Regions from separate parts of the Homo sapiens genome. Here region 2 is linked to region 1. The links are chromatin loops, found by intact Hi-C in ENCODE. Cell type or tissue: OCI-LY7. All regions are shown on one strand. Links, peaks and the distances in the headings refer to the core of each region. The heading gives the core; the rest is flanking DNA. Region 1 overlaps LOC105371125 (a long non-coding RNA gene). Region 2 has its middle 65 kb from the start of NPIPB3.

Region 1 (12,320 bases), core at 2,973-10,972:
TGAGAGATATTAATTTGGAGGTTAGAGAGAAGCAACTTAGAAAATAGAAGTGCCCTTTAGAATTAGGGTAGCAAAGAGAAATAAGGACATGTCCAGCATAATTTAACTTCATACAGATATTAGCAAGAATCACAGAATTGAGTCGCTTCATTCCCTTAGAAAAAGTTCTATTTGTTAAAGAAACTGCACTTCACTGTATTAATAGAAGAAGATGAATATGTACTAAGAAGCTTACAAACTAATCAAAATATTACCATTCATCCATTAAATCACTTGTTATTGTTGGTTCAGATAATCAATTTAATATGCCATAAGAAGGAAACAGAAGAATATCAAAATACTTCAATTGATGAAAATTCCTGTCCCTCACCTGCCAAAGGAAACTAACCACAAAGCAGAGGGAAATAGTAACTAAGTATCAATATACGGGAAACTGGAGAACAATTTGTCAGCAAAAAGGTAGAATACGCATAACTTCTCATTACCATCTCACAAAAGCTTCAAAAATTAGCAGAAACTGTCTGAACCAATTTTGTCAGGACTATGGAAAACAATCAAAAGTTTATAGCAACCAAATGAATACTGAACCAATAAAAAAGTCACTTCAAAACAGTGGATAGTTTTGTGATGATTTTACACGCCCTTGCCCCTCTCCCTCCCTGGCACAGGAGTGGTCGTGGTCTTGAAGCAGGAGTAGTCTGCAGTCCCAGTTTTGGACCGTTTTCCCTGGCTCTGGAGGGTGCGGAGCAGAATTTATTCGCAAATTATTATTATTTTTTTAAATTTACTTTAAGTTCCGGGATACATGTGCAGAATGTGCAGGTTTATTACATAGGTATACATGTGCCATGGTGGTTTGCTGCACCTATCAACCTATCATCTAGGTTTTAAGCCCCATGTGCATTAGGTATTTGTCCTAATGCTCTCCCTCTCCTTCCCCGCCACCCCCTGACAGGTCTCAGTGTCTGATGTTCCCCTCCCTGTGCCCATGTGTTCTCACTGTTCAACTCCCACTTATGAGTGAGAACATGCAGTGTTCGGTTTTCTGTTCCTGTGTTAGTTTGCTGAGAATGTTGGTTTTCAGCTTCATCCATGTCCCTGCAAAGGACATGATCTCATTCCTTTTTTTTTTTTTTTCTTTTTTTTTTGAGACAGTCTTGCTCTGTTGCCCATGCTGGAGTACAGTGGCGCGATCTCGACTCACTGCAACCTCCACCTCCTGGGTTCACACCATTCTTCTGCCTCAGCCTCCCAAGTAGCTGGGACTACAGGCACACACCACCACGCCCAGCTAATTTTTTTGTATTTTTAGTAGAGACAGGGTTTCACCATGTTGGCCAGGATGGTCTCGATCTCCTGACCTCGCAATCCACCCACCTCAGCCTCCCAAAGTGCTGAGATTATAGGCGTGAACCACCACACCGTGCTGATTTCATTCTTTTTATGGCTGCATAGTATTCCATGGTATATATGCACCACATTTTCTTTATCCAGTCTATCACTGATGGACATTTGGGTTGGTTCCACGTCTTTGCTATTGCAAATAGTGCTGCGATAAACATACATGTGCATGTGTCTTTACAGTAGAATGATGTGTATTCCTTTGGGTGTATGCCCAGTAATGAGATAGCAGGGTCAAATGGCATTTCTGGTTCTAGATCCTTGAGGAATCACCACACTGTCTTCCACAGTGGTTGAACGAATTTAAATTCTCACCAACAGCGTAAAAGTGTTTTTTCCTATTTCTCCACAGCCTTGCCAGCATCTGTGGTTTCTTGACTTTTTAATAATCTCCATTCTGACTGGCATGAAATGGTATCTCATTATGGTTTTGATTTGCATTTCTCTAATGATCAGTGATGTTGAGCTTTTTTTTATGTGTTTGTTGGCTTCATAAATGTCTTCTTTTTAGAAGTGTCTGTCATATCCCTTGCTCACTTTTTGATGGGGTTTTGGAATAGGTAGTTCTTTTTATGTCAGTTTTGTATGTTGTGCTTTTCAAGGAATTCGTCCATTTCACTTAAATTGTTAACTATAGTAATACAATGGTATAAAGTTATTTGTAATATCAAAAAAGAAAATTAGGCCAGATGTGGTGGTTCACGTCTATAATCTCAGCACTTTGGGAGGCCGAGGTGGGCAGATCACCTGAGGTCAGGAGTTTGAGACCAGCCTGGCCAACATGGTGAAACTCTGTCTTTACTAAAAATACAAAATTAGCTGGGTGTGGTGGCACATGCCTATAGTCCCAGCTACTTGAGAGGCTGAGGGAGGAGAATCGCTTGAACCCAGGAGATGGAGGCTGCAGTGAGCCGAGATCATGCCACTGCACTTCAGCCTGGGCAAGACAGATCAAGACTCCGTCTAAAAAAAAAAAAAGAAAGTTATTTTGTTGCACCCCATCTCCTATATATGAAACTATTTCCAAAACCATAAGAAAATTCATCTCACTAAAACATGAACAAATTAAAAGATTATAATTGAACTCCATAGAAAAATATCATAAGTAAAAGACCATTTTCCACCATGTCCAGCTAATTTTTGTATTTTTAGTAGAGACAGGGTTTCACCATATTGGTCAGGCTGGTCTCCAACTCTTGACCTCGAGTGATCCACCCGCCTTGGCCTCCCAAAGTGTTGGGATTAAACGTGTGAGTCACTGCACCCAGCTGGAGTTTTTTAAGTAAACATTTAAGAAACACTTACTTTTCAAGAGCTAATAGTGTGGAAAGTGTAAGGGAAATGGAGATTGGAAAAGAGAAAAATAGAAAAACAATCAAATGGAAATATAGATGAGAACTTGTCAGGGAGAAATAAGGCAATATCAATTCAAAACAATTATGAAAGCAGTCCACAAAGATAAAAAGCAAAACCACAGAACAAATACTAAAACCTATCATTCAAGAAAATTTCCTGAAATAAAAGAACACAAATCTACTCATTGAAAGGGCAACCAGTATACCTGAAAAAACTGACCCCTAATCACTAACACCAAGGAATATTCTAATAAACTACTTCACTTTAATAATAAAATGGGGCAGGGACTTTTATATATGTAGACAAAAAAGACAAGCATTTTATAATAGAAAAAGTCAGATCGAGTGCAGATTTTGTAACAAGAAGGTCTTATGCCAGGAGAGCAAGTCAGATGTTTAAGATACTCACTGAGGCCGGGGGCTCACGCCTGTAATCCCAGCACTTTGGGAGGCTGAGGCGGGCGGATCATGAGGTCAGGAGATCGAGACCATCCTGGCTAACACGGTGAAACCCCGTCTCTACTAAAAATACAAAAATTAGCCGGGCATGGTGGCAGACACTTGTAGTCCTAGCTACTCAGGAGGCTGAGGCAGGAGAATGGTGTGAACCTGGGAGGTGGAGCTTGCAGTGAGCCGAGATCGCGCCACCGACTCCAGCCTGGGCGACAGAGCAAGACTCCGTCTCTAAAAATAAAAATGAAAAATAAATAAAGATATTCAATGAAAGAAAAACACAAGCAAGGTTTTTACCTCCAGTCGAAGTGACCTTCAAGATTAAAAGTCACAAAAGGCCAGGCGCGGTGGCTCACGCCTGTAATCCCAGCACTTTGGGAGGCCAAGGCAGGTGATCACCTGAGGTCAGGAGTTCGAGACCAGCCCGGTCAACATGGTGAAACCCCATCTCTACTAAAAATACGAAAAATTAGCCGGGCATGGTGGCACATGCATGTAATCCAAGCTACTCGGGAGGCTGAGGCATGACCATTGCTTGATCCGGGAGGCAGAGGTTACAGAGAACTGAGATCTCACCATCGCACTCCAGCCTGGGCAACAAGAGCAAAACTCCATCTAAAAAAAAGAGAAAAGAGTCACAAAGACTCATGAACACAAGGAATGCTGTTTCTATTAGCTCTTCCTGAAGAATATACAAATGAAAAAAATTCCCATTAACTAAAAATTGATTGGCAGAGCTTGTGTGTAAGAACTAATGGTGGGCATTGACTATATGTGCCTCTAAAATTTGGGCTAAATGAAAGGTATCTGTGTGATAAAATATAACATAATTGATACATATTTTAAAAATGCATAAATGTTTCTGTATCATGAATATAACAATAAATAGAACCAACCAGAGTGGGGATATGTGCCATGTGAGTGTCTTATGCATGTATGTAGATATGTGTATTTCCATTGACATGTAATTACAGAACAGTGTGGGAGAACTTCTATAGAACATATTGGTCCTCTCAGTAAACATAGAAAGGCTTAATTCTCTGACTAGATGAAAAAAATATTTTTCAGATTGGCTAACAAGCAAAATCCAACTCTGCGGTATGTAAGAAACACAACTAAAGCAAACTGTATCACAGAGGTTAAAAATAAAAGAATGATCTTTATGTTCTCATGCTAGACCAATACTTGGCCTTTAGCAATGCATTAAAAAATGTTTAAATCTTCTTACCAATTGATATATCATTTTCAGTGTCTGCCTTGTATAAGTAGATGCTTGTCCTGTTGCTCCCTGCAGGCACCTGTCTCTCCCATGATGCTGAGTTAGGTGTTTGTCCAGTATTTGCCCAATCAGAGAACTGATAGGTTAAATAAAAGCTATTAATTTGCAGTTTGTCCAGCCTTTCCTTATGTGAAGAGTGAAAGGGATATTCACCAGTTCTGTGTACCTCCAAGGGAAAGCTAAAGTTGGCTTAACCAATTTTACAAAAAGCAATGACCCAAAAATTCTACCTTTAGGTATATACCCGAGATACTTGCATCCACTTCTCCCAAGAGATACGTAAAATAATATTCAAATAAGTTATATTCACAAAAGTCAAACACTAAAAACAACCCGCATGTCTCTATTAGTAAACAAATGGGAAATATACAACATTCATATACCAGATTACTGTGCAGAAAGGAAAATGATGAATTATAATTACATGCAACATGAGTGAAGTTTCCAAACATAATATTGAGTGAAGCAGAAAGAAAGGAATGAATACTGGATGATTCCATTCATATAAAGTTCAGAAGTAGAAAAATTGAAATCACAATTTTAGGGGTGCATGTGTAGATAAAATGATAAAAAGGGAACTGTTAGGGAATTGCTCAAATAACAATAAAAGCAATGGATACTTTTTATAGAGGACAGAAGCTGGGAAATAGCCCATGGGAATGTATGGGTTATTATTACTTGACCTGGATAGGGTGGTTTTGTGTGTATTTGCTTTAAATAATTCATTAAGCTCGATGTTTGAAATATCTCATATTTATTTGTGTGATCATGAAGGCAATACATGCTTTAAGACTAACATTAAGAAAAATCCCACACTGTTACAAACATGTGTTTTTTCAAACATTTTTAATCCCAGTTAATTTCATTTGCTATAATCTACAAATATGCAATAAAAGTGTAAATACAAATGTTTATTCTAAATTAGGAATAGACACCACCCTCTTTCCTCCTACTCCACCAGTGGATCATTACTCACCTGTATAAGAAACTAGAACAAGTGGCCTGACTTTGGTGATTTATATGTGATTTCCTGTTTCACACGTGAGGCTATTCTTACTATGATTATTCTTATTATGATTAATCCTTATTGTTATTAATCTTGTTCTTATTGTGATTATTCCTGTTGTCCTCCCCACCAAACACACTGTACCTGCCCACACACTGCCGGGAGGAAAACATCCTGGTTCAGATTCTCAGCACTGCGTTTAGGAATAAAGTCTCGTAGCAACATTAGGCTTTTAGTTTTTTTTTTTAATTTTTTTTTTACTTTTTGAAACAGAGTCTCACTCTGTCACCCAGGTTGGAGTTGAGTGGCGTGATCTCAGCTCACTGCAACCTCTGCTTCTTGGGTTGAAGCGATTCTCCTGTCTCAGCCTCCCGAGTAGCTTGCATTACAGGAGTGCACCACCACTGCTCGGCTAATTTTTCTATTTTTAGTAGAGACAGGGTTTCGCCATGTTGGCCAGGCTGGTCCCAAACTCCTGACCTCAGGTGATCCGCTCGCCTTGGCCTCCCGAAGTGCTGGGATTACAGGCGTGAGCCACTGCACCTGACCACATTAGACTTTTAGAAGGCTCAGGTGTTTTACATTGGGCAGGTGAACTGGCTAATATTTGTACCCTCAATCATTGCTATGAACTCCACATAATAAGACTAGTTCATGAGGAATAAATCTGCCGAAACCATTAACTATATCATGGATACCAAAGAGATTGGGTTAGCAGGTCATATTGCCTTTTGTATTAACCTCCTCTATCCACCCCTTCAAGTATATAGTTAAGTAAATGTAGCAATATTTTGGTGATTTCAAATTAAGTGTGTAAGATTATTCACCGGTCCTATTATCCTTTCTTGAGTAGTGTCTTAAAACACAAGAACCAAGGGATCCTTAACTGCTACATTCCCAGCAAGGACTGGGGAAAGGTGATGGTAGAAATCTTGCCCTTGTAACATTGCATGTTAAGTAAGAGAGCACTAATGGTGGGGAGTATTTGGGATTCGGGCATTTGGAATGGGAGCCTGGCATTGTTGGGAGGAGCAGCAGCGTTAGGTTACTTTCCAAACACCCCTAGAGTTTAATTGCCTTGATTTCTTCCCCTAAATCCGACTATTAGTCCATGTCCATCAAGAGATGGCCTCCTCTCACTTTCTCAATTCTCTGTTCTTCCGCCTTCTCACCTCACCCTTCTGTGCCTTTTGTCCTCCAACATACACTTGATAGGAGTGGGGGAGTGGAGGAGAGGCTCATCTGAGTTGGGGGCTGAAGGGGAGATTGCAATGGTAACTGTGTTTTTATTGCTGTTGTTAAAGGTGTTTGGCATTTTGGAGCAAGCTAAAGAGCAATTTGATTTAGAAGACTATTCTGTCAGATCACACTGGAACAAGTCTTCCTGACCTTTGCTAACCCAGAGAAATCATCCAGTGATGATGAAAACGAGGTGCCATGAGATTCCCTCTTAAAAAAAAAAAAAAAACAGAAAAAGAAAAAAAAAAGAAATGCCCTACACGTGAGTCCCAATAAACTCATCTACTCATCAAGCTGGACTGGTCTGAGTCATTCTTTGGTCTGTTGGCTCCTTTCCCAGTTTGGGGCGGAGGATGTTCTATACAGTCCTGGATTTTTCCCCAACCAGGAAGAGAACTCCTTGTCCTGCAGTGTTCCTCTTGCGCCCTCTCCTGACAAAGCTTAACTTCGGAGCTGGAGCAAGTCGTATCCGGCATTGCAGGGAAGAGTGAATTTGGCCTGTGATCCAATCAGAAGCTGCGATTCTAAACAGGAAGCCACACTGGATGCGAGAATTGGGGTGGGGCGCGCCAAGAGGAGCAAGCATTATAGAACGTGGGGAGCATGAGAAATACACGGAGGTGGAAACGCCGGAGTGGCTGGCGGGTAAAGGCAGCGGGCGCAGATGAAGCGGGCTGGGCGTCCCACGCGCAGAACCGTCCCGGACAGAAGCCGCAGGGCTGCGCTGGCTGGAAAAAGGAACGCGAGTACAGCGCGCGTGGCGCGGGGTCTGCTCCAGGACGGAATCTTTTGGGTGGCCCGCATGAGGGGTTTGCAGGACCCCGGGCCTTTGGGAAGTTATCTGCTAAACTCCAGTAGACCCTGAGGAGCAGCGGCTCATGAATCTTCTTAAACTTCTGTCATCAGCGGCTGGGCCAGCTGAAGGTGACCATGGCACACGAGGGAGAGAGAAGCCCGCGAGAGGCGGAGAAATGTGGGGTCGTCCAGGAGGGTCGACAAGGCAAAGAACCTGAAGACGACCCAAAAGGGTACCTAGGTGGGGCCCTTTCAGGGACTTGGGGCATAGGGTAGGGCGCATGGGACGAGGTGGGTGAGCGCAAGGGACGAGATGGGTGTGCGCATGGGACGAGGTGGGTGGGAGCATGAGACGAGGTGGGTGGGGCGGTGGGTGAGGTCTCCGCCCCCAGACGGGCTGGCGAGGAAGCAGGGAAGAAGTAACGTTGGGCTGGTGAGGCAACAGGTGGGGCGCACTGGAGCTGCGGGATAATAGGTGGAACAAACTGGGGACTACACTCGTGGGCGCACGTGCGGAAGAGGGACTGAGGAGGTTCTTGCGTGCTCCCCTCGAGCACCGCCGACAGCTTCACCCGCACCTCCTGCCTTCCGCACCGCTGACTCCTACCGCTCCGCGCACTGCGCGCCCCCAGCCCTAGTGCAGCCAGCTCCCGGCCGGGTCCGCGCGAGGGCCAGGCTGCCAACCTGCCCGCGGGCGGCTGGTGGTTGGGGAGGGCGTTGGGAGGAGGAGTCCCGCCGGGTGGACGCGCGCCCTTCAGCGGCGGAGGCGGAGGCGGCAGCGGCGAGGCCTGAGGGTGCGTGCTAGGGAGTCCTGGCGCGTCCTTCTTCTGCCGGCGTCCCCCTGCGCTTGCAGCTGCTCCCCGACGCCCGGGAGGCCCACCCGCTAGCCGCGATGGGCGCGCAGAGCCCAAAAGGGCGACCCCCAAACAAAACTCACGCATATAAATCCTCCAGAGACTTCCTCATCCCCCCGCCAACACACACACACCCACACACACATACACACAATCAAATCAAATAGAAGCACTGTTAGGAATTTTATATTGGCTATGCAAAGTGCTTGAACGCACTGACTTTGGAGGCAAATGCCTTGTCCCTAGTCCTGACTAGTCCAGAATTTATTTGCTGTGACCTATGGCAAATTGCTTGGTTTCTCTAAGCCTCCATTTCCTAAGGCTTATATCTGAAAATAACTATAAGAGGAAAGGATGCTATTGTATCCAACTCAGAGGGCAGTCCTGATACTTACATTGCGAGAACATGTTAAGTGTTCCATAAATGGCAGAAGGGGCTGTGGAAGTTCAGTGATTATAGGTAGTTTAATTTGTCTTAGTTTTCCTTTGTGAAAGCATAAATTACACCAGAGAAAGTCACATATGTAAGGAATACTTTATGCAAAGCTGTTGTCCTAGGGAAGAGAGACCAGAACTCAGTCTAAACTAACTCTGCTGAAACAAAGTGGGGCAGGGTTTTTAAGCTCTAGGATGAGAGTAGAAAGGTGCTGGAGGGCTGTCGGAAGCATACTGAGTTGTTTGCTGAGTTTACAAGTGTTTCCTCCGTGATTAGGCCAGCTGTGTTTGCTAATTGGCTCTCAGGGAAGTTAGGCTCCTACCCTCCCACAGAAACTGGGAGATAGGGGGACCGTCTTCCTTGATGATTGCATTTCAAAGGAATGGCTCCCAGGTCCTTGACAAAGATGATTCTGGTTTGTAAAACTAGTAAGAGGCTATTAAAAAGAGTTACAGATATCTCAAGACAGAGAAAGAATTTACAGTGAAAAGCTTTCTAAAGAAAATGCTCTGTATTAATCTGTTTTCACACTGCTGATAAAGACATACCCAAGACTGGGCAATTTACAAAAGAAAGAGGTTTATTGGACTTACAGTTCCACGTGGCTGAGGAGGCCTCACAATCACGGCAGAAGGTGAAAGGTATATCTCACATAGTGGCAGACAAGAAAGCTTGTGCAGGGAAACTCCCCATTTGAAAACCATCAGTTCTTATGAGACTTACTCACTATCATGAGAAGAGCACGGGAACAACCCATCCCCATGATTCAGTCATCACTCACAGGGTCCCTCCCATAACACGTGGGAATTATGGGAGCTACAAGATGAGATTTGGGTGTGGACACAGAGTCAAACCATATCATGCTCTAAGAAAAGAAAGTTTTGGGCCTAGAGTCAGGAAAAAGCCTTTTCAAGTCAAGCTGAGAACTTTAAGGTGGTCTTGGCTACCTCATTTTATGCAAAGTAGGCAGAAAATTTAAAAGAAAAGAAACATATTTAAGTACAATTAAGAAAATTACAGTGTTTCAGTTAAAGCAGTTCAGTGCTTTTTAGAAAAGGAGCTGAAATTAAATAGTAAGTATAAATTTAATTCTAATAATTCAGGGCTATGAACCATGTAATTGCTTAATTTCCAATAACTATTTGTTCTTTTGCGACTACAGTTTGGCAGGTTGCCCTAATAATTTTCAGGCATTTTAGGTTCATGCTCCTTCCAACCCTCCTTTTCCCTTACAAGGGTTGCATCCAAGTTATGAGGGATAAGGGTGGGGGGTGTTTCATATTTAGGACCAGGATGTTGATGTGTACTTATTCCTGGCCAGGCTGTTTTGGAGTCAGGACTCTTGCGCTATAAGATCCCCCAAATCTATTTTGGGAATAGTGAAAGGGATGGGATGATGCTGAGGAGCCGGGCTTCGGCATTTCCTTATTGTGCATTATTTCCAATCCGTTGTTTTACCCTGGAAAGGGTCAACTGAAAGAACTGGCCATTGTCTTTGTAGGTATTAAGTATTGCTCTGTCTTCCCCGAGACCAAAAAATAAAAGATTGAATGAGGGATGGTACTGAATTGAAAACTTATGGTTAATATTCCAAAACATTACCCACTAAAAGAGCAAGAGAAAAAAGTTAGTGGGAGAGTGTTTCAGATGATTCCTTCTTCACAGGTTTACCTGTTCCCCCACCTGAAGAGTTAATTAGAAAAACAATACAGGTACATTACATAAAATTCAAACTCTATAGACATACAATTTGTAAAATGTGTAAGTCCCCCATTTTCCACCTCCTGAGGACATACTATCAACAGATCTTCTACCATTTTTCTTTTCTGTACATGTACTTCTTTTCTCTACATATATATTTTTCCAAACAATGTGTTTATATCATGTATAATATTTTGCAGTTTACTTTTTCTACCTTAGTAGTATATTATCCTCTCATGACAGTGTATCTATATCTATCCCTTCTTTGTAACAGAGGAACAGGATTTTATTGAAGGTATTGGCATGATTTATGTAATCATTCTTTCTGTTTTCATTTGATCTTACTGTTTTCCAGTGTTATCATGAACATCTTTCTGCCTGAATCTTTGTTTTGCTATGGTTTTGCTTTATGAACTTTGTTTCTAGGTTTGTTTGCTTTTTTTTTAAATAGCCTTTAAGACTTGGATCTGCTGCATAAATTCCTTTAAAGTTTGCAGACATGTATTGAGTGTATTGATCAGCTGCACTAAGGAGTAAGCACCTGATGTGAAGCCCCCTTCCATGAAAAATCCTTTAAGAATGGCATAGTTGTGAAGTTGGAAGGCTGTATGAATCACAAATTGATTTTACCCCATCACCACATCAGCCAAACACCTGCTCTGCCATTTTGATTAAGATTCGTCATGTATTTCATGCCAGTAATCCCAGCACTTTGGGAAGCCAAGGCAGTTGGATCACCTGAGGTCAGGAGTTTGAGACCAGCCTCAACAACATGGTTAAACCCCATCTCTACTAAAAACACAAAAAATTAGCCAGGCGTGATGGCACGCACCTGTAATCCCAGCTACTTGGGAGGCTGAGGCAGGACAATCGCTTGAACCCGGGAGGTGAAGGTTGCAGTGAGACGAGATCGCGCCATTGCACTCCAGCCTGGGCAACAAGAGCAAAACTCCATCTCAAAAAAAAAAAAAAATTAATCATGTATTAATTGAGATTTGCAGGGCCGTGTGCTTTATATAAAACAATGCACAATGCACTAAGCTCCATGGTGTTTGAGAGACAAAGGAGAACAAGATACCATCCCCACCACTGGGTAGTTTAAGATTATTGTCTGTATCCAGTATATAGCAATTGTAATGATTTCTAAAATGTTTTTCTATTGAGATACAGTTTACATGAAATGAAGTGCTCAGATTTTGAGTGACAGTTTGATCAGTTTCAAAGAATGTGCACACCTAATCAAGACACAGAACATTTCTGTAACACCAGAAAATTCCCTCTTGCCCTTTCCTAATCAATCACAAACCCCTCCCCTATAACCATTGATGTCATTTTTGCCTATACCTTTATATGAATGGAATCATGCAGAAGATACTATTTTGGGTATCTTACTTTGTCTTCCTTGTACCCCTTTGTGAAATCCTCCCATGCCTAGACCTCGACAACTGCTGGTCTGTTTTCTGCCCCTGTAGTTTTGTATGAATTCTTTACGTATTCTGTTTGCCCAGGCTGGAGTGCAGTGGTGTGATCTCAGCTCACTGCAACCTCTGCCTCCCAGGTTCAAGCAATCCTCCCACCCCAGCCTCCTGAGTAGCTAAGGTTACAGGCATGTGCCACCACACCTGGCTAATTTTTTTTGTATTTTTTATCAGATATGTATTGTGAATAAATACCTATTGTGAATAAAATTCTTTATTAGATATGTATTATGAATATTTTCTTTCTCCACTTGCATTTCTGTTTCCTTAGCAGTATCTTTACAAGAGTACATTTTTTTTTTTGTATTTTAATGGAGTTTAAT
Region 2 (12,320 bases), core at 1,701-9,700, 60 kb after region 1:
CCCGTCCCCATTGCCTACAGAAGCCCCGAGCAGTGCGGGGGACACACGGCCCATTCGCTCTCCTCCCCGTCCCCGTGCCTACAGAAGCCCTGAGCTGTGGGGGCGGTCACATGGCCCATTCACTCTCCTCCCCATCCCCATTGCCTACAGAAGCCCCGAGCAGTGCGGGGGACACACGGCCCATTCCCTCTCCTCCCCACCCCCATGCCCACAGGAGGATAGTGCATGCAGGTCTAGGGCTCTCTCTTCTCCAGCCAGACTTGATCTCAGAAGCATCCTTCATGTGACACTGCAGATGGCTCAGCTCCCCGTCCTGTCCCAGAGGCCCTTGGCCTGCCCTGGTGTGAGCACTGGCTTGATTGACGGGAGACCCTGCAGCCCACGCTTGTTCCAGGTAGTTGGGGGAAGGCGAGGAACAGCACCCCAACTGGAGTAAGAGAACACAAAGAAATGGACGCGGCTGCTTTAAGTTCCTAGATCACTGAGGATTGGCTTAGTATTCCCTTCTGATTCCCTAGTTCCAACTGTCATTTAGGAGTGGTTATGTGGCAGTAGACTCAGAATCTGACAGAGCAGCTAGAAATCCTCTTGGGAGGGTGGCCAGGCCTCCCCTCTTCCGGCCGTCCGTTTTCCATCCTGGGGCTGGGGCCTGTGCCCTGCGCCCTGCACCCCACATCCTGCACACCACCCCCTTTCCTTGTGCTGGGCTCACACTTGTTGCTGTTCTCCTCCTATTCCACTTCTGAGATGATTGTTGCTATTACTTCTTGTAGTTAATTGATTATTTTCAGAATTAGTGGACAGCTTCTCTGAAAATAGCCTCCATTCTTAGTTCCACGGAGGGAGGGATGTGCGCTGTGCTTGTGGATTGCTGCTGGGGCGACGGGTTTGAGGCCACGTCTGCGGCCAGCAGCAATGTCAGTTCCAGGAGGACCTTGGTGGCTGCGGTGCTGGGAAGTGCCATTGTGCTGCGTTGGTGTGACCCTGTGGCACCTGCTGCCAGGGGACCATTCTTTTTGAGTCATGTTTTCTTCAAATTAAATATTGAGAGATTCTAGTCACATCCCACAGTTGCCATTTGCTGTCTGAGTAGAAAATATGAAGAATCGCCTGATTTGAAGCTATGTGGTCAGTTTCATGTCCATAGCAGCCTTGCTTTTCTTCCTTGCTGAGAGATGGAATGCCCCGTCTCACGCTCTTTCTGCCATTATGTCTCTGTCTGCTCTGATACTGAGGTTCCAGGAGGGCTGCCTTGGCCTCCTTTCCCTGTAGCCCACGACCCCCGCATTCTCTGGCTTCTTTGCCGACAGTTGTGGTGTGCGCTTACATCTGGTGCTGGGTTGCAGGCAGGGTGGGACTCACAGCTGTTCGTTGACTCTGGGAGGGCTCCCCTGGCTGAGGCTGTCTGCTGACAGGTGCTCTTCAGGTGAGCGTGAGCCTGCACTAAGGAATGCTGATTAGAGTCCATTTCAGGCCCTGTTGGGCACACTGGGAGTGCGCAAGAGCCACAGAGCCTGAGAGACACAGTAGGAGGGTGGGAGATGCAGTAGGAGGGTGAGAGATGCAGTAGGAGCATGGGAGATGCAGTAGGAGGGTGGGAGACACAGTAGGAGGGTGAGAGACACAGTAGGAGGGGTCGGGAGAGCCACCTGCACCAAGGCCTCAGGACAGCGAATGGCACAGCCATGGGGAGGGTGACTGCCTGTGCAAGGCTGGAGGCCATGGGCACCCAGGTCCAGTGAGGTCGGATGGAGCCCCCGGTGCTCAGCCTCCTGTGACCAGTGTTGGGGGGTAGCAGTAGCGGATGGTGCATCCCAAATGTGGGCAAGAAGTTTGGAAAGATTGGTGGAGCACCAGAGGCTTCATAAAGAGCCATTTGGGAAGACAAGGTTCAGGGGATGGTGGTGGGTGCACATGTGTGGGGACGCACTGGCTGCATGGTGCCCGCTTCCTCTTCCCCGAGCCGTGCTCTCCAGCGCTGTGTCTCAGCCTCCCCTCCAGGAGCGCTCACTTCCTCTCAGCTCTGGGCCCCTGTGGCCTCTGCTTTGCCAGCTGCCCAGCCGTGATGACTAGTTTCCACTCCAGTGCTATCTCTGTCTTTATTGTTCTTTTTGACCTCTAGGTGCACATGCTGTCGTGCCCCAGTGTTCCAGCATCGCTGACTGGGAGAGGGAAGAAGAGGTGAGGGAGAGGGAAGAAGAGGTGAAGGGCTTTCTTAGAACACTGACATTGAAATTGCAGCTGAATCTTTAAAAAAAAAATGTTTTGTGCTGGCTCACATCTGTAATCCCAGTACTTTGGGGAGGCAGAGGTGGGAGGATCGCTTGAGCCCAGGAGTTTGATGCCAGCCTGGGCAACATAGCAAGACCCTGTCTCTACAGAAAAAAAAAAAATTAGCCACATCTGGTGGCATGCACTTGTAGTCCCAAGCTACTCATGAGGCTGAGGCAGGAGGATTGCTTGAGCCCAGGAGACCCAGGCTGCGGTGAGCCATGATTGTGCCACTGCATTCCAGCCTGGGCAACAGAGCAAGACCCTGTCTCAAAATAAATGAAGTGTACAATTCAATGGTTTTTCAAAAAATTAAAATACTTAAAAAATTATTTGGAACCACTTTGGCTGGTTTCAAAGGTTGTGTATTATCTTTCCTCCTGAATAACAACTTTACATAAGAACAAGCATTCAGTTCACTGTGGGAGGTGCCTAAGTGAGAGTCTCAGTCTCGGGCTTTGTAGAGCTGAGCCCCTGTGTGTGTGTGGACGTGTGCTGCCCTCCTCGCCTCCTGCCCTCCACCGCGTCCTCATCATGCACCTAATCTGCTGCCTTCCAGGGAAGCCAAACAGCCACTGCTGTTGGAGTTGAAATTAAAATGCAGTGGCTGGTTCTGGTCATGGCTCCAGGCATGGGTAGCTCCTTCGGGTGAGCTGTGTAGAGCTGAGCCTGGGTCTTTGGCTGTTTAGATGCATTTGTGGCTGTGTTCTGGGTGCTTCTTCGTTGAGAGTGGAGTTGTGGAGAAATGGCTCCTTCATCAGCTGAATACACTGTGCTGATTTCTTTTGTCCCTGCCTCACTGGGGGTGTGAGGCATCCGGGCAGCATTTTCCTTTACTGGACAATCCCCTAGTGTTGGCTTTGTTGCTCAGTGAGTATTTGAAATTAATTATTTGCTGCCCTGGGCATGAAGATCAAATGATATCATAGCAGAAATTCGGAATGATTTAAGTAGAGGTGTTATTGTATTGCCCATATGGTTAACTTAAGGGATTGCAGAATTGGTTTGAGTAGAGGACAGGCCTTGTATGGTAAATTAGACCAGAATCAGGGGCATCTGGAATTCCCTGAAATTCCCTGGAGCAGGGAGAGGCAGTCTGGTGTGCCAGCGATTCACAGAGCGAGAGAGTACGTTCAGACAGATGGTGCCAGGAGTGTAAAATAATTTATTGTCTAAGGAATTTCAATTTTCAGTTAGTGGTAAGGATAATAGAATCTTTAATTTGGTGCAGATTTTCAGAAGATTCTGAAAAACAAAAAAAGCCCTTAAAAATTAAGAGTTGTAAGGATTGAAATTTGCAGGGAGGTGGATGACTTTATTTTTGAGTGCATTTTAAATGAAAATTGATGGGTTTTTTATGAGGTCATGGGAACTTTTGCATGAGGTGGATAGACCAGTTGGCCACTTCAGGGGGCTGGCAGGGGAACCGCTGGTTGGTCATACCCGCATCTTGGTGCAGCTGCTTTGCTGCCGTGGGTACCCTGAGCCAGTGCTGCGTGACCTGGGCAGACTCCCTATAAAGGTGAACTCGCATTCTGCGGCGATGCTGCCTCTGGAGTGATGAGTGCACGCGAGCTGCATGGCTGGACTCTACCAGCATCTGCGCAAGCCACAGCAGGAAGCAGCTTTCCATCGCGGTTCTAGAACCCTCCTCTCTCACTCATGCGTGTGCACACACACAGTCGGAACAGGTCCACAGGACAACAGGCCACAGCGAGAAGGCAGCTTTCCATTGTGGTTCCAGAGCCCTCCTCCCTCACTCACGTGTGTGCACTTACACGGTCCGAACAGGTCCACAGAATGGTATTACTGTGTGCTGATTGCACTAATATTTTTTATTCTGTTTTCTGTTCTGCTTTTCTGTTTCTCTTCCTTTTTGTCTCTTTGAAAACTGGCTATGACACATTGCATTGATTTTGCAACCCACACTTTGAAAAATACTGGAATAGATGATCGCTAATGTCTCTTTCGTAAGAGTTTGTAGTTCTAAAAGTTGTAATTGAGTAGCTGGGACTATAGGTGTGCACCACTGCATCTGTGTAATTAAGTAATTTTTAAAAATTTACAACTATATAGGCCGGGCACGGTGGCTCACGCCTGTAATCCCAGCACTTTGGGAGGCCGAAGTGGGTGGATCACGAGGTCAGGAGATCGAGACCATGCTGGCTAACACAGTGAAACCCCATCTCTACTAAAAATACAAAAAATTAGCTGGGCATGGTGGCGGGCGCCTGTAGTCCCAGCTACTCGGAAGGCTGAGGCAGGAGAATGGCTTGAACCCGGGAGGCAGAGCTTGCAGTGAGCTGAGATCGCGGCACTGCACTCCAGCCTGGGCGACAGAGCGAGACTCCCTCTCAAAAAAAAAAAAATTTACAACTATATAAAGTTTACACTGCAAATATTAATATTCTTCCTCTCATATTTTGATAAATCAAAAGATAATTGTTCTTGAATTGGGAAGCTTTTTAAAAAATCACATTCAATCTAAGAAAAATGATTATAAATGTGCTAGTTAAAAAAATGTTTAGCGTGCTTCTCAGGGCTTTTCATCTAGATCAGGAAAATTAGGATTATCCGTGTCACTTGGGCATTAGAGTGAAGTTTCCCTGCTTTTCATCTAGATCAGGAAAATTAGGATTATCCGTGTCACTTGGGCATTAGAATGAAGTTTTCCTGAGAACTGCAGTCAGGTTTTTGGCATGGCTGGCCTTCTGTTGGTCATATGTTAGGCATGGAATGGAAGATGGCTCGATGTTTGCTGCGGCTGTCCATGCCCCTCTACGCCATCCACAAGCCTCTGACCGAGTTATCCGTGCATGCATTTGAGCGTTTCTTGCAGGAGAGGCCGGGGCCAAAGGAACGCTTCAGTTGCGCTGGGCTGTGCCAAGGGGCCTCAGCAGGAGCAACCCTTGGGGGCCAGAGCCCAGGCTCTTCCAGCAACAGGAAGGACCTTTCTTCCCTCTGCAGCACCTGTCGAACAAAACATGCTGGACTCCCTCATTCATTCCCGGCAGAGAAGCACTCCCCTCACCCCCCACAGAGCCCTGCTATGCCGGGCACTCAGACCAGCCAGAGGTGGGGGAGCCTGTGAGTAAAGTGGAGAATTGGAGGTGTGGTGCCACCCTGACCACAGCACCTTTCTTCTCCCTGAGGCCACCTCCTCAAATACTCTTCTTGGCCACAGATGAGGGCCCAGCTGTGGTTGGCAGATCTTTTGGGAGATAACTGGATGTGTGGGGGTGGGAGAGTTGCCATGGGTCCCAGTCTCAGGGCGGCCGCTCCCTCAGTGTCTGTCGTCTTGGGATGCGGCAGTGTCGCTTCCTCGTGCTTCAGTGCCCTCTTCACTGCGGTGGGGTGGCAGCAGCACCTGCTCAGGAAGTTGGTGGGCTTTGCTGGGTGCACACGGCCCACGTGGCACTCACCAGCCTCTGGGCTGCCCTTGGCAGGTGCCGTCCACACTCCAGCACTCAGGGAGGGGCGGTGCAAATCCTCAAAAACTGACCACACAGGCACTGGCACCCAGGTGGTGAGTAGGCAGGCTGTGGTCTGCAGACAGAAGCTTTACCCTGTATACGTACGAGGAGTAACAGCTGCTCATTTGAGTGAAGTCACTGGACTGCGGCCCTTAGAGCCTCCTGACGCGGAGGTGGGCCTTTCACTTCTGCCTTTTGCATGTGTGGAATGTGTGTGTGTGTGTGTGTGTGTGTGTGTGTGTGTGTGTGATTTTAGAGATACTGTTTTAAAACTGTGTACTCAAAGCATTAGTTAATTAACTAGGAAGTTTTGTCTTGTGAAAATGATGACCAGGACTGAACCTTTTAAAACAGATCATCTGAACCTCATCGCTGTAAAGCAATCTGGACTACAAAGTTCATTCTTTCACGTGAATTAAATGGTTTGGTAAAGAAATACTGAGCGTAACATGGACGTGCTCTAGTGATCTTAGGGAGCTGTGAGCTCGTGCAGTCTTGGGTGGGAGTTGGCATTGTTTATGTTCTTTTTTAAATTTTTTAAAAATGTTTTTAATTTTTATATTTTTGAGATGGAGTCTTGCTCTGTTGCCCAGCCTGGAGTGCAATGGCACCTTCTTGGCTCAATGCAACCTCCGCTTCCTGGGTTCAGGTGATTCTCCTGCCTCAGCCTCCCGAGTAGCTGGGATTACAGGTGCCCACCACCATGCCCGGCTAATTTGTGTATTTTTAGTAGAGACAGGTTTCACCATGTTGGCCAGGCTGGTCTCGAACTCCTGACCTTGTGATCTGCTCACTTCGGCCTTCCAAAGTGCTGGGATTATAGGTGTGAGCCACTGTGCCTGGCCTTGGTACTTGTGATATTTTGATACATGCCTAGAATGTGTAATGACTTTGAACAGATGTTTGCTTTTTTTTTTTCTTTCTTTGAGCAGTCTCCCGGGGCTAGGGTAAGTTCAGAGAGGCTCCTAGATCTTTGTTTCTTGTTTATTTCACCAGTTACTCATTTTCAGAAATGAATCAAAGATCTAGGAGCCTGAGCCTACTCTAGCCCCCGGAGACTGCCCAAAGAAAGAAAAAAAGAAGCAAAGATCTGTTGAAAGTCATTACACATTCTAGGCATGTATCAAAGTACCACAGGTACCCTATAAATATGTACAAATATTATGTATCAATAAAATAATTTTAATAATTTTTTTTAAAAAAAAGATCTGTTGGAGCCAGGCATGGTGACTCACATTTAGAATTGCTTGAACCCGGGAGGCGGAGGTTGCAGTGAGCTGAGATCGTGCCACTGCACTCCAGCCTGGGTGACAGAGAGAGACTCCGTCTCACCAAAAAAAAAAAAAAAAAAAAAAAAAAGGATTCCTGTCCCTGTTGAATTTTCTGCCATGCTTCTGTGCTCCTTCAACAGCCAGGGACGGAGGGATCCAGTCTGAGAAAAGCCAGCATCAGGGACTACTTCAGTCCTCATAGAAATCACTGCCAATGGCTTTGGCTACCTCCTGTGTCCTGGATTATGTCTCTGCAGCTTCCCGTCTCCCGGACGCCTCCCTGAGTCCCTGTGTATGAGTGACTTAGTGTTACAGGCTGGGTGAGGAGCTTTGCAGGGATTTAGCTTTTCTCAGGGCCACCTGCCCTCAGGCTTCCTGGGCCCTCATACTTCTTCTTGTTTATATCTTATCTGCCTTTGGGGGAATGACCTTAGAGGAATTGGTGTGAGTAAGCCATGAGGTTCTTGGTCCACTTCCATCCAGCCAAGGGCAGCTGGCAGCTGGGCACTTACATCCAGCAAGGCAGAAGCAACCCTGGCTTTGAAGTCAGACTGCTAGGGTGAGTCTGAATGGCCTCGGGGAAAGTTCCCTCTGAGCCTTCGTTTTTTTCACTTGCGAAGGCGATAGTCTCGCCTAGCTTGAGGGTTTGTCAGGGGGATTCAGTGAGAACCTCATTTGAAGCAGCTGCTTTAGTTCCTAACACCTAATAAATGTTTAACCACTTACCCTCCTCTCCCACCACCCTTTCAACTTTGAACCTCTTCCTCCATGTCATCCCTTCTTAAGGCGCTGACCTTTTGGCCACAAAGAATGGCTCTTTTTGTTCCCATCAGGACTAGAATTCTTATCTTTTTGTTGCTTGGCCCTGGTAATCAAAGAACCACCAACACATTTGCAAGGCATCTCCAGCCTTCTCGTTCTGGCCGCCCCTCTCTGTCTTAGGGAGAGTGCTATACCGGTATGGTGATGAGATGAACGAAAGGGCAGTCTCTGGCTGTTTTCTGCTGATGAGGATGTGCTGAGCAGCCTCCTGCAAATGACAAGCAGGGAAAAGACCAAACTAGCTTAGCTCATTAGCTGGGCATGGTGGTGCCCGCTTGTAATTGCAGCTACTTGGGAGGCTGAGGCAGGAGAATTGTTTGAACCCGGGAGACTGAGGTTGCAGTGAGCTGAGATCGTGCCACTGCACTCCAGCCTGGGCGACAGAGCGAGATGCCATCTCAAAAAAAAAAAAAAAAAAAAAAAAAAAAAAAAAAAAAAGACAAGCTTGACTGCCTTTGTCTTACAGAACAAAGGACAGGAGATTCCACTTTACCCCCTCATTGTCACACCATATTCAGTTTTCTGTATATCCCACAAAGTAGCATGCTTTTTTGAAAGCAGGACACCGTGTTTACTTTCTCTTGACACCTAGCATAGTGTCTGCCACTACACAGGTTGTTCAATAAAATTATGTTCACTAAACAAATACATCTTGGTTGGAAGGAAGGGCATTATTCATTGCGTGCAGTACTGTATTTCATGGTTCCTGAGGTACCATATACCAGGATCACTACAGTTTGCTACAGGGAAAGTGATTAATTTTTAAGGAACAAAGCAAAAGTTAATGAAAAGCAACCCAGAGCTCTACACAGACTTGGCTTGCTGTCTTTGTAGCCACTGGAAACCCAAGTAGCCAGTACAGAATACAGTATGGAAAAATGAATTATTTTCCATTCCACTTGGGAAAGGAGAAAGAACCACTGTCGTTACTGGCGTTTGATGCATTTGATGGCATGACCTTGGAATTTGATTTTTTTTTTTTTTAGATGGAGCCTCACTCTGTTGCCCAGTCTGGAGTGCAGTGGCATGATCTCAGCTCACTGTGACCTCTGCCTCCCAGGTGCAAGTGGTTCTCCAGCCTCAGCCACCTGAGTAGCTGGGACTATAGCTGTGTGCCACCATGCCTGGCTAATTTTTGTATTTTTAGTAGCGATGGAGTTTCACCATGTTGGCCAGGCTGGTCTCGAACTCCTGACTTCAGGTAATCCGCCAACCTCGGCTTCCCAAAGTGCTGGGATTACAGGCATGAGCCGCCACGCCCGGCTGGAATTTGATGTTCTTTTAATCACTGATATATCATCATCAGGTTATGGATTGGCAGTCAATTACAAGGTGATCGGGGCCATTCAGAATATACCAGAGACACAGTTACTGTTGCTGAGCTGCCTGTAAAATTGAAGCCTAATCTTCCCTTTCTGTTGGGCAGCCTTGGGCATCGAGGATCTTCTGACTTTGAAACACTGGCTTCCCTTGCTTTCTGTGATGCCATAGCCTATTGGCACACTTTCTTCTTTTCTGATCCTTGTTGGCATATCACTTCCATACCCTCAAATATTATTCATCCTTGGATTCATTGTTGGCTCTTGTTTCTATGCATACTGTTTGGATTCCTTGGTGAAGTTGCTCTGTATGTGCCTGTCATTCTTAGTCATACCCACAGCCCGGAGCACTTCCTCAAACTCTGTCTCATGAATGTCTCTATTTGGTGTACAGCACGGGCTTGTCAGTCTCCAAAACTGAATTCTGATCTTCATCCATATGTGTTCCTGTGTTTCTTGCTTAGTAAATGGCTCTGCCCTTTACCCAGGTCCCCTGGACAGCTCTTGGGCTTCCTCCCAGCCTTCTCCTTCTCCCTTTCCTCTGCCCCAAAACCAGTCCCACAAAGAGCACTGTTTTCTGTCTCTCACATGGGTCCCTGAGCCACTCGCGTTTCCTCCATCATCAGTGAGTTCTCTTCTTTCTCCCCGACTTGTGTTTTCCTGCCTTCAGTCTTGATCAGCTCTGATGCACTTTGCATATCATGGAGTGGTCTTCTTTAATTACCATCCCACTCCCCCACTTATTCCCCGTAACCCACTAACTTAAAGCTCTTCCATGGGTCTCTTGTAGAATTGGGACAAAGTATCGAGTGCTTGATATGGCTTCTTGGGCTCTCTTCGGTGCTGGCTGTGTCTGTCTCTGTTCTACCTCTTATGCCGTGCCGTACGCCAGGGCTGACAGGCAGCGGCAGGTCCAACATCACAACTCTTTCATCCAGTTTGCAAATAAATGATGGCCTGAGTCCCACAAGCTCCCCTCCTGCCACACCCCTGCCTTGGGACTCTTGAGACCTCTCCATAATTCAGCAGCTAAAGCACTAATGCCAGATCCTGTGTGGGGCAGGGCCTTCAGTGCCACTGCCTGTGCTTTGCTTGGTGCCTCTCAGTAATTTAGATGATTCAGTTCTGTTTTTTTTGTTTGTTTGTTTGTTTTTTTTGAGACAGTGTCTTGCTCTGTTGCCCAGGCTAGAGTGCAGTGGTGCGATCTCGGCTCATTGTAGCCTCTGCCTTCTGGGTTCAAGTGATTCTCATGTCTTGGCCTCCTGAGTAGCTGGCACTACAGGTGTGTACCACCATGCTGCCTAATTTTTGTATTTTTGGCAGAGATGGGTTTTCCTCATGTTGGCTAGGCTGGTCTCGAACTCCTGGCCTCATGTGATCCACCTGCCTCAGCCTCCCAAAGTGCTGGGATTACAGGCGTTAGCCGCTGTTCCTGGCCCAATCCTGTATTTTGAACAGCTCTCCTGGTTTCTATTGTCTTGAAACTCTTCAAGTCTGGCAGTTCTTTCCCTTCTGCTACCTTCCTTCCTTCCCCAGCTCTCACCCAAGCTCCTACTGGCCAAACTTCTATTCTCTCTTAAAAAAAAATATGGCCGGGCATGGTGGCTCATGCCTGTAATCCCAGCACTTTGGGAGGCTGAGGCGGGTGGATCATGAGGTCAGGAGATTGAGACCATCCTAGCTAACACGGTGAAACCCATCTCTACTAAAAATACAAAAAATTAGCCGGGCGTGGTGGCGGGTGCCTATAGTCCCAGCTACTTGGGAGGCTGAGGCTGGAGAATGGCATGAACCCGGGAGGCGGAGCTTGCAGTGAGCCGAGATCGTGGCACTGCACTCCAGCCTGGGCAACAGAGTGAGACTCCATCTCAAAACAAAACAAAACAAAACGAACAAAAAAAACTGGTAAAATATACATAATGAAATTTACCATTTCAGCCATTTGAAGTGTACAATTCAGTGTGAGTGTACTTAATGTACATTCACATGTCATACAGTAATCATTACCACCATTCATCTCAGAACCTTTCCATTTTTACAAACTGAAACTGTGTACTCGTTAAACAGTAACACTCACTCCCTCCAGACCCCTGCCTCTGGCAGCCAGCATTCTACTTTCTGCCTCAGTGCATTCTACTACTTTAGGTTCCTTGTACCAATGGAATCATGCAATATTTGTTCTTTTTTTGTCTGGCTTTATTTAGCATAACATCTTCAAGGATCGTCCGTGTTGTAGTATGTGTCAGAATTTCCTTCTTCTTCTTTTTTTTGATGGAGCCTTGCTCTGTTGCCCAGTTTGCTAGAGTACAGTAAGTAGCGCTATCTCAGCTCACCACAACCTCTGCCTCCTGGGTTCAAGTGATTCTCCTGCCTCAGCCTCCCAAGTAGCTGGGACTATAGGCAGGCGCCACCATGCCCGGCTAATTTTTGTATTTTTAGTAGAGACGTGGTTTCACTATGTTGGCCAGGCTGGTCTCGAACCCCTGACCTCGTGATCCGCCTGCCTCGGCCTCCCAAAGTGCTGCAATTACAGGCATGAGCAACCGCGCCTGGCCCAGAATTTTCTTCCTTTTAAAGGCTGAACAATATTTTTGAGGGTATGTAGAGCCCATATTTTGTTTATTCCCATGACAGTTGGGTGTCTTCCACTTATGGGCTATTGCGAATGGTACTGCTGTGAATATGAAGATACAAATACTTGTTTTTTCCACTTTTAGTTCTTTTGGGGCATATACCCACAAGGACAGTGCTGGATCATATGGTAATTCTATGTTTAATTGTTTTTTAGAAACCATCAGAGGGTTTTCCATAGAGGCTATACCCTGTTGCATTCCCACTAGCAATGCACACGAGGTCCATTTTCTCCACCATCCTTCCACATCCTTGCCAACTCCACAGCCTTGCCAGTGCTGGCTTTTTATTTATTTTTTGAGATAGAATCTCGCTTTGTCACCCAGGCTGGAGTGCAGCAGTGTGATCTTGGCTCACTGCAGCCTCCACCTCCCAGGTTCAAGTGATTCTCCTGCCTCAGCTTCCCAAGTAGCTGGGATTACAGGCATGCGACACTGTGCCTGGCTAATTTTTGTATGTTTAGTAGAGGCAGGGTTTCACCATGTTGGCCAGGCTGGTCTTGAGCTCCTGGCCTCAAGTGATCTGCCTGCCTT

What was found. Peaks named below come from ENCODE experiments on the same cell type or tissue, not always from the same donor. Only the 100,000 strongest peaks of a DNase experiment are listed, where the experiment ranks them.
Region 2: it touches region 1 in a loop (9-fold over the local background); 4 of 110 quality-filtered maps call a loop at or near these places.

What each region holds. Positions count from the first base shown.
Region 1 is chr16:21,293,567-21,305,886 of GRCh38, forward strand. LOC105371125 (a long non-coding RNA gene) reads left to right here. Exons shown (of 3, transcript XR_950905.3): 3 at 1-393. It also overlaps a transcript of CRYM not described here and the pseudogene ABCA15P. Among named protein-coding and RNA genes, the nearest start is that of CRYM, 21 kb to the left of the region's middle. RefSeq lists silencers at 2,502-2,796, 8,120-8,379 and an enhancer at 8,822-9,410. In OCI-LY7, for the core only: CTCF peaks have their summits at 7,151 (motif pointing left), 8,045, 8,245 and 8,445; DNase peaks (open chromatin) are centred at 7,235, 7,925, 8,235 and 9,535; H3K4me3 peaks cover 2,994 bases; H3K27ac peaks cover 2,489 bases.
Region 2 is chr16:21,354,533-21,366,852 of GRCh38, forward strand. It overlaps the pseudogene SNX29P1. Among named protein-coding and RNA genes, the nearest start is that of NPIPB3, 65 kb to the right of the region's middle. RefSeq lists enhancers at 1-147, 4,929-5,568, 5,205-5,304, 5,569-6,207 and silencers at 5,076-5,370, 5,935-6,004. In OCI-LY7, for the core only: no CTCF peak of the experiment used is centred there; DNase peaks (open chromatin) are centred at 1,930, 3,818, 4,055, 5,749 and 6 weaker places; H3K4me3 peaks cover 2,208 bases; H3K27ac peaks cover 8,000 bases.